Linked DNA regions of Homo sapiens: region 2 is linked to region 1. A link is a contact called in ENCODE Hi-C or POLR2A ChIA-PET data. All regions are on one chromosome and are shown on one strand. The core of a region is the stretch at or near the end of the contact, and the rest is flanking DNA. Distances in the headings are between cores, read along the strand shown.

Evidence for each region. Hi-C counts contacts between places; a loop is a spot of excess contacts on that map. ChIA-PET counts read pairs that join two places held with the same protein, here RNA polymerase II (POLR2A). Pooled maps may share reads with other maps.
Region 2: a loop to region 1 is called in a map of K562, with 5 times the contacts of the local background. The contact joins the enhancer-like site here to the promoter of PRKAR2B-AS1 in region 1. A Hi-C loop is called at or near these places in 2 of 168 maps with a recorded cell type or tissue (A673 and K562) and 2 of 50 pooled maps. POLR2A ChIA-PET finds 5 or more read pairs at or near these places in 4 of 52 experiments (HEK293T, K562, OCI-LY7 and 1 more).

Annotation. Positions count from the first base shown.
Region 1 is chr7:107,077,219-107,081,432 of GRCh38, forward strand. PRKAR2B-AS1 (PRKAR2B antisense RNA 1) reads right to left here and starts at 2,391. Exons shown (of 4, transcript XR_007060469.1): 1 at 2,248-2,391. The region is part of intron 2 of PRKAR2B (protein kinase cAMP-dependent type II regulatory subunit beta); the gene reads left to right. RefSeq lists a silencer at 6-300.
Region 2 is chr7:107,005,784-107,009,997 of GRCh38, forward strand. No RefSeq gene overlaps it. Among named protein-coding and RNA genes, the nearest start is that of PRKAR2B, 37 kb to the right of the region's middle. RefSeq lists a cis regulatory region at 1,225-1,991. Within about 2 kb of position 1,731, at least 3 of the 41 ENCODE cell types and tissues checked have a DNase peak (open chromatin) inside an H3K27ac peak, as active enhancers do.

The DNA of each region.
Region 1 (4,214 bases), core at 1,141-3,640:
TACTTTAATTAATATACTAGTTTATTCAGCAAACATTTACCGAGTCCCTCTTGTGTGTCAGGTACAGTGCTGGGGATGCCACGAATAATAAGATACAGTTCTTACGAAGTGCGCAGTCTAGCAGGGAAGCTGATGATGACTCATAGTGTAGTAAATGCCGTAATATCCTCAAAGTGAAAAGGAGAAAACATACAGTTTTTCCAGGGCCTGCCTCACAGGAAGGGTACTATTTGTGCTGTCTTTAAGGTTTATAACATAGGTTTTACGAGGACTATAAGGAGAGAGACTATTCTAGGTATTTCTATTCAGTATTACTGTAAAAAGTCCATTTTCACCATATGTTGCTATGCAGTTTGCCTCTGCCATCAAGCACCTATGGCATGGAGTGAGCAGATGCCCACTGGCTATGGATAGCAGGGACTTAAGGCCAGGAGTTATTTCATCCTTTAATTTACCATTGCTTCAAAATGTTAACATCTGCCTTACCAGGAGAGGCTGTATAGGCTCTGGAATCAGACCAGGGTTAGAGTACTAGCTCTGTTACTCACCTATCTACGTATTAAAAGTGTCTCTGTGTGTGTGTATCCTTAGTTACCTTTCTAAGGCTTAGTTTCTCTGGGTATAAAATGGGGATAATACCTAACTCACAAGATGATTGTTGTAATGAAACAGTAGATAACCCATGAAGAACAGATTCTTGAGGCCGGGCATGGTGGCTCACGCCTGTGTTCCCAGCACTTTGGGAGGCCAAGGCAGGTGGATCACCTGAGGTCAGGAGTTCAAGACCAGCCTGGCCAACATGACAAAACCCTGTCTCTGCTAAAAATATAAAAATTAGCTGGGCGTTGTGGCGTGTGCCTGTAGTCTCAGCTACTTGGGAGGCCGAGGCGGAGGAATCACTTGAACCAGGGACGCAAAGTTGCGGTGAGCCAAGATTGCACCACTGTACACTCCAAGCCTGGATGACAGAGTGATACTCCATCAAAAAAAAAAAAAAAAGAAAAAAGAAAAGAAAAGAAATGGCTTCAGGACTGCAGAGCTTGACATGAAGAGTTAGTCAGAAGGATGACACCCAGGGTGAGGCTGAAATCAAGGGTCAGAAAGAGAATTTGACTGAGGCAACAGGATGAAACGAGAGGTGTCAGTCTTGAGCAAGGGAGGTGGGAAGACAGGATGGAAGGTGGGACTGGGACCTAAGGAGGTTCTCTGAGATGCCAGGGCACAGGCCTGGGGGCTTTTGTCCAGGCTTGTTCCTTGGGTGGGATGGAAGCCATTTAGGGGGCCTCCAAGTCACTTCATGCACCTGTTATCTCTCAGTGCCCACACTAGTATTATAATAAAATGGGTTCTTCCCTGTGATTCATTATGAATAATCCAAGTGAACAGAGCAAGTACTGCTCCTGGCTCATTTCCAGCCACTTGCCCCTCCTGCTCTACACTCTAGCAGCGCTTGTTTACTGATACTTAAGCAACCTTGGGAATTGGAACCCAGTGGAATCTGTGGCATTGTTGAGTCTCTGGTTCTTTTTTGTTAGGCCCTGGAATGCTGATAAGCTACCTCAAGGCTAATGAGAAATTAGATTATCTCTTGAACTTAATTGCATTTTCCCAGAGTTCTCTTAGAGCCCCCCAGGGAAAGGAGAAAGGAAGATAGTGAAAGCAGCTGTTCAGGTTGGGGCATGGTGGGAAGGGAGGATCTTTCTGCGCCTATAGTGTCCTCAGACTCTTCACACTGGTGGTTTTGCCAGTCGATGTGGAAGGGCTTGGAAGATAACATGGGAATTATGTAACCCACCAAACCCCGTGTGCCTTAATTACAGGAACACTGCCACTGTTGGGGAAAGGGGTCGGGGAGTTAGATCTATAAGATAGTATAAAATAGGTATGAGTAGATAGAATAGACATTTAGATGTAGTGCAACCATTCTTTAATTACAAGCGGAGTTTAGGTCACTACTTCACCAGCTCTGTGTGAAGGATCAGTTTTTCGTTTTTGTTTTCCCAGTGCACTGCAGACCAGCACTTTTGAGAAATATAAATTTGCCACAGCAATATCAAATTGCTATAATTGTATCTAAACACTGTTTTACTCTCTGTACTTATCTTATTGCAGATTGCCATGGCTTAGGTGATACAACCGTGGTGTGTGCTACATGAGATAAGAAACTTCTCACAAAAAGCTTTTATAAAGGAAGATTGCACATTTATCTAAAAGAAGCGATTATTAAAAAAAAAAAAACAAACATACCTTATTTTGCTAACTTGGCATTTTGTCAGGACAGCCTGCATGAATGAATGGTGCCCTTGAGTTGTCGAATGGTGGCGTGTGGCAGCCCTGCTTCAGGCCCGTGGCGTGCCTGCGTTCTGCCTCCATGTATGCCTGCTCATATTCAGAGCATGCCATGGGCTCTCTTATCTAGGCCTTGCTATAGCTCACCACATTCCCTGCCATCAGCTTCCTTCCTCTCTCCCTCCCTCCCTTCCTTCCTTCCGATACCGTTACTGTTACACATCGTTTGATGTTGTAGTTGCTTGTTCACATGTCTTTTTCCCTATGCTTAACAGTGAGGTTCATAATTAATGGACTGAGAAACAAGGACACTCTGGATGAGGTCAAAGAAAAAATAGAATGTGAAGTAAAGAAATGAGAATGCAAGGAGGATGGGAAGATTTCTCCAGGCATGTGTGTAGAGCGGTGTGAGATTCCTGAGTAGTGTGTGCTGGGGTAAGGACCAGTGTGAATATAGTTACAGGGTGAGCCTGCTAAAGGGCAGGCTGAGTGACATTTTATTGGAATTAAGGAAGCCAAAATAAGTTGAGGATGGGCTCTCAAATGGGTTTTCAACTTGGACATTGACTGCCTACGATGGTGGCACATTGGAGTGAAATGAAAACTGTGAGCCAGGTACCAGTCAGGAAGGGGCATCTGTATGCCGTGGCTCTCGGAGGAGCACAGAGGTTTCAGTGGGAGCACCATGGAGTGGTCCAGATGCCAGTGTGGGGAGCCACAGCGTGCCCTCACTATCTTTCAGATCCCACTGTGTGCAGGAAGTGGTACCGTCTAAGAGAAGGAGTGTTCTTGGAGAAGAATCAAGTTTCAACCAAGGCAGAGAAAAGTCAGTAATGTTTTATAAAAGAATGTGAGGGTGTGGGGAATGTGTTGGGAAGGAGGGTAGTAATGGACAGAAGGAAGCCACAGAGCAGCAATTCATTTGAGGAAATATTTGCAAGCAATTACCATTGCCAGGGACTACACTAGGCACAGCAGTGAACACATTATGCCCTTGAAGTACTTGCAGTCTAGGGAAGCTTAAGGCATGGGGAGATGAAATTAGGGAAAAGATGGTGGTCTGGAGGGTCTTACATCTTGTGGATGACCAAGGGTGACAGAGCAAAGAGGACATAGTTGGATTGATAGTTTTTAGATTATAATTTATTCACTGTAAATACTTGTTTAACTAAACTTTCCTTAAGGCTAACTCTGTTAGCTTCCTAATGAGAGCGCTGTAACCGTCTGATACTTATCTTAGGTACAGAAGGCAATATGATGTAGAAGTAAGAGGCTGGATTTGGAGCTGTTTTTAAATTTAACAGTCAAATATTCAATGAGGGCCTACAATGTGTTGGGCACTGGGCTGGACCCAGGGCAGGCAGATACAGTTTAGGATCTTAGGTACATCATTTATTAGCTGTGTGACCTTGGGCAACTTACTTAAATGACCTTCTGTAAAACCAGATTGTGGTTATTCTGGAAGAGAATGCAGGCAAAGCTTTTAGCATAGTGTCTGACACATTTTGAGTGCAAAATAAACTTTTATATATTATTAGACTGGATTTTTCAAATTTTAACCTGATAAAAACACCATAATTTTAGTGTCTCTTCTTTCCTCTTGTAACTTATCCCACCTAATATTAATTGGCCAAAGTGCATAATTTTGTGTATGTATTACAACTAACTCCCCTACCCCAAATTTGGGTTAACTTAACATTGTATTGTTATTTGTGGGGGAGAGCAAAGATTTCTCTGAAATGTAACATCCTTTAGCTTTTTAGATGAAAACAGAAAAGCAACCTCAGTCCCTCATCATAAACTGTATTTGTAGACTGTAGTTTTGAAAGCAAATTGATCCACCTTTTAAAAATCTAAACTGATATTTTAAACAGGTGTGTGCAAATGCAGTCCCTCCCACCCCCACCCCATCAGCATCTTGACCC
Region 2 (4,214 bases), core at 481-2,980, 72 kb before region 1:
GGGTTTCGCCATGTTGACCAGGCTGGTCTCGAACTCCTGACCTCAAGTGATCCACCCACCTCCGCCTCACAAAGTGCTGGGATTACAGGCATAAGCCACCGCACCCAGCCCATTTGCTTTCTTTATAGCAATCATCCTGAGGAAAGGCAGAGACCCTCTTTGGCAAGGACCTCTCTCCCAGGTATGATGCCTCCACCCTGTCCAAAGGTAGGCTTCAGCTTGGGAACTGTTGTATAATTGCTGTAAAGTTACATTGGCCCCAAATCTTTTTTTTTTTTTTTTTTTTTTTTTTGAGACGGAGTCTCGCTCTGTCGCCCAGGCTGGAGTGCAGTGGCACTATCTCAGCTCACTGCAAGCTCCACCTCCCGGGTTCACGCCATTCTCCTGCCTCAGCCTCCCGAGTAGCTGGGACTACAGGCGCCTGCCACCACGCCCAGCTAATTTTTTGTATTTTTAGTGGAGATGGGGTTTCACCATCTTGGCCAGGCTGGTCTTGAACTCCTGACCTCGAGGTCCACCCACCTCGACCTCCCAAAGTGCTGGGATTACAGGTGTTAGCCACTGCACCCGCCCCCAGCTGTGATTTCTGAAGTGGCTGTAAGAGAGATGTCTACCGTGTTAGCAGGAACCCTTCAGGTCTACCATGTTATGAGGGAGAGGGACGGCCGGGCGCGGTGGCTCACGCCTGTAATCCCAGCACTTTGGGAGGCTGAGGTGGGTGGATCACGAGGTCAGGAGATCGAGACCATCCTGGCTAACGCGGTGAAACCCCATCTCTACTAAAAATATTTTTTAAAAAAATTAGCCGGGCATGGTGGCTGGTGCCTGCAGTCCCAGCTACTCGGGAGGCTGAGGCAGGAGAATGGCGTGAACCTGGGAGGCGGAGCTTGCAGTGAGCCAAGCCTGGGCGACAGAGTGAGACTCCGCCTCAAAAAATAAATAAATAAAAATAAAAAATAAAAAGGAGAGGGACAATTATGTAGAATGGGCGACGTTTGGCTTGCTGCCCAAATACCTCCCCACTGGGCTAGCTGATGCTTGCAATTCTGTATGCAGTGTTTCATTCCTTAGTTCCCTAATGAAAATACCCCTGAGAAAGAAAACACATGGAACCTTTTTCGTTATTTGCTTTTTCTGCTTCTTTGGAGAAACGAGTTGATTAAATTATTTCTTGACAACAGTTTAAAAAAGAGAATAAGGACTATTGAGTAAGGAGAAAACATAAGAGGGAAAAATCACTAGCTAGCTTCTCTTGAGCCATGTGTTGTAGCTAGGTCCCTCAGCCCTGAAAATGTCCTCACCGTGAACAGAAAAGCATTCTATAATGAGTCCTTCAAAGGAATTAGTGTGTTAGCTAGATGTGGAGATAAAAGGTCATTTTCTGCAAGTCCCCCATAACTGAAGGTTAGTAAATGCCTTCCTGAAAGTTCATTATTCAGTCAACTGTCTTTTCCTAAAAATTCTGACAATGACTCACATCGTAGAGGCTTTGGACAGATATCCCTATGAGATGTCTTAAATTCTTAGTGTGGTCATTCTACCTGAGGTAAGAGTGGAAGCTGTTTTTGCCAGAAACGCTGGAGATACGAGACCAGTTCATCTTCCATAACATTGTTCTTAAAAAAGTTTTCTGATAAATCCTTCAGAGCTGCTATTTTTCTCTCCTGCTGGTAGAGCCAGGGCTTTAAGGCCCAGAATCTCAGGCTGGCCTGCTTCCCCTTGTCTTTATCAGTGTGACTGCAGCAGCAGTTACAACAGTGGCAGCTTCGATAGCCTTCCCTATCTCGGTCCCTCTTCCCCTACTTCTAAACTTGGATGTGATCACAGCTTTTACTTTCAGAGACAACTATGGGAACATGACAGCTCAGGGTGTTATTTTACTGTAATGCAAAACTCATTCAGTGATACTTCCAGCAGTAAGGAAAAACAGTATTGCAATAGTTCCATCATAGTTGAAATTTCCATGCAGCTATGTGAGAAAGGCCACAAAAATGAAGGTGATACTTGCTTTTAAAAAAAAATACCTGGCTACTTATACATTGTTGGGAGTCAAAAAAATAAAAATAAAAAGGGAATTCAGTTTGTGTTTGAATCATGGTCCATATGAGATGTTCTGGGTTATAATCTTTAGCTAAAATATTTTTCTCATTTTGCTCAATATCTGTATGTAAACTAAGTTGACATGGTTCACAGAACATCTGGAACCTTTTATCTAGTTCTCAGCCATAATCTAGAACTGGCCTCCATTTTCCATGGGAACCAAGGAATGCTATGAATACTATGCAGCCTGACAGCTTTATACTGTCACGGGAAGCATGGCAGCTCAGGAAGCCCATGCAACTCCAGCCCACATTTCTCAGGGCTCCTTTCAAGTTCCCCTGCCTTGACTCCTATTGAGCTCTCTCCTTGAGTCACCCATCTTATTCTACCTTGGCTCTCTAGAAACACACACTTTCACGTATGACCCAGCTATCTCTAGATACTCTAAAAACTTTTTTTTTTTTTAATTTTAGACAGAGTTTCCCTTTTGTCACCCAGGCTGGAGTGCAATAGTGCAATCTCGGCTCACTGCAAGCTCCGCTTCCCCGGTTCAAGTGATTCTCCTGCCTCAGCCTCCCAAGTAGCTGGGATTACAGGTGTGCACCACTAGGCCCGGTTAATTTTTTTGTATTTTTAGTAGCGACGGGGTTTCACCATGTTGGCCAGGCTGGTCTCGAACTCCTGACCTCAGGTAATGCGCCTGGCTTGGCCTCCCAAAGTGCTGGTATTACAGGCGTAAGCCACAGTGCCCGGCCACTCTAAGAGCTTTATAGACATTTTCTTTCTTTTTTTTTTTTTTTTTTTTTTTTCTGAGATGGAGTTTTGCTTTCTTACCCAGGCTGGAGTGCAGAGGTGGGATCTCAGCTCACTGCAACCTCTGCCTCCTGAGTTCAAGTGATTCTTCTGCCTCAGCCTCCCTAGTAGCTGGGACCACAGGTGTGTGCCACCATGCCTGGCTAATTTTTGTATTTTTAGTAGAGATTGGGTTTCACCATGTTGGTCAGGCTGGTCTCGAACTCCTGACCTCAGGTGATCCACCCACCTCGGCCTCCCAAAGTGCTGGGATTACAAGCATGAGCCACTGCGCCTGGTCCTTTATAGACATTTTCTTATTCAATCTACAGCACCTCTAATAGACCCGTGGGAAACACAGTTTTATTATTACCACAAAGAAAACTAGGTGCACATAGTCTGAAATATTTGCACACAGCAAGCTGATAAAGCCGCTGAGAAGGAATCAAAGCCTAATCCATTAAAATATAATTACCTTTTTTTTGAGGACTCAAGATTTTTTTTGGTGTGCTGTGGTGAAAGTATGGGTAAATGCGGCTGGTCGCGGTGGCTCATCCCGGTAGTCTCAACACTTTGGGAGGCCGAGGAGGGTGGATCATGAGGTCAGGAGATCGAGACCATCCTGGCTAACATGGTGAAACCCCGGCTCTACTAAAAATACAAAAAATTAGCCGAGCGTGGTGGCGGGCGTCTGTAGTCCCAGCTACTCCGGAGGCTTAGGCAGGAGAATGGCGTGAACCCAGGAGGCGGAGCTTGCAGTGAGCCAAGACTGCGCCAAGACTGCGCCACTGCACTCCAGCCTGGGCGACAGAGCGAGACTCCATCTCAAAAAAAAAAAAAAAAAAAAAAAAAAAAAAAAAAAAAAAATCCTGGATAAATGCTACCAAGTGAATGGAAAAAAGGACTTTAACCTTTCTAAGAAAATTCAGCAGGCATTAGATTGTCACAATTAGAATTGGTTGTCTTTTCCAAATTTAGGTGACCTTTTTTAAGTGGAGCAACTGAAATCTAATTAAACACAAAGAAGTTGAGGTTTCACTCAAGAACCAATTTCTAAGTTCAGAGATCATTTCAATGCCAAGCTCCTGATTACTATAAACTGAAAAAATAATTAACAGAGGATTTTTAAAATGTTGGATGTGCATGCTAAAGTGTTTGATATATTCTCATCAAGTGTATCTTCGGTGATTTTATTAGCTACTTTTAGATATCAAAGAAGTATAAAAACTTGAAAAATAAAGTCATTGATAATGAATGCTGCAATCAATTTTTCCTGGCAGAACAAGTCATCAGATTATACAGGGAGATAAAAATGTTCAGTACCAGATTGTACTTTTCATTTATGACAAAAGAAGGGGTGCGGATCAACAACTGGCTTTATA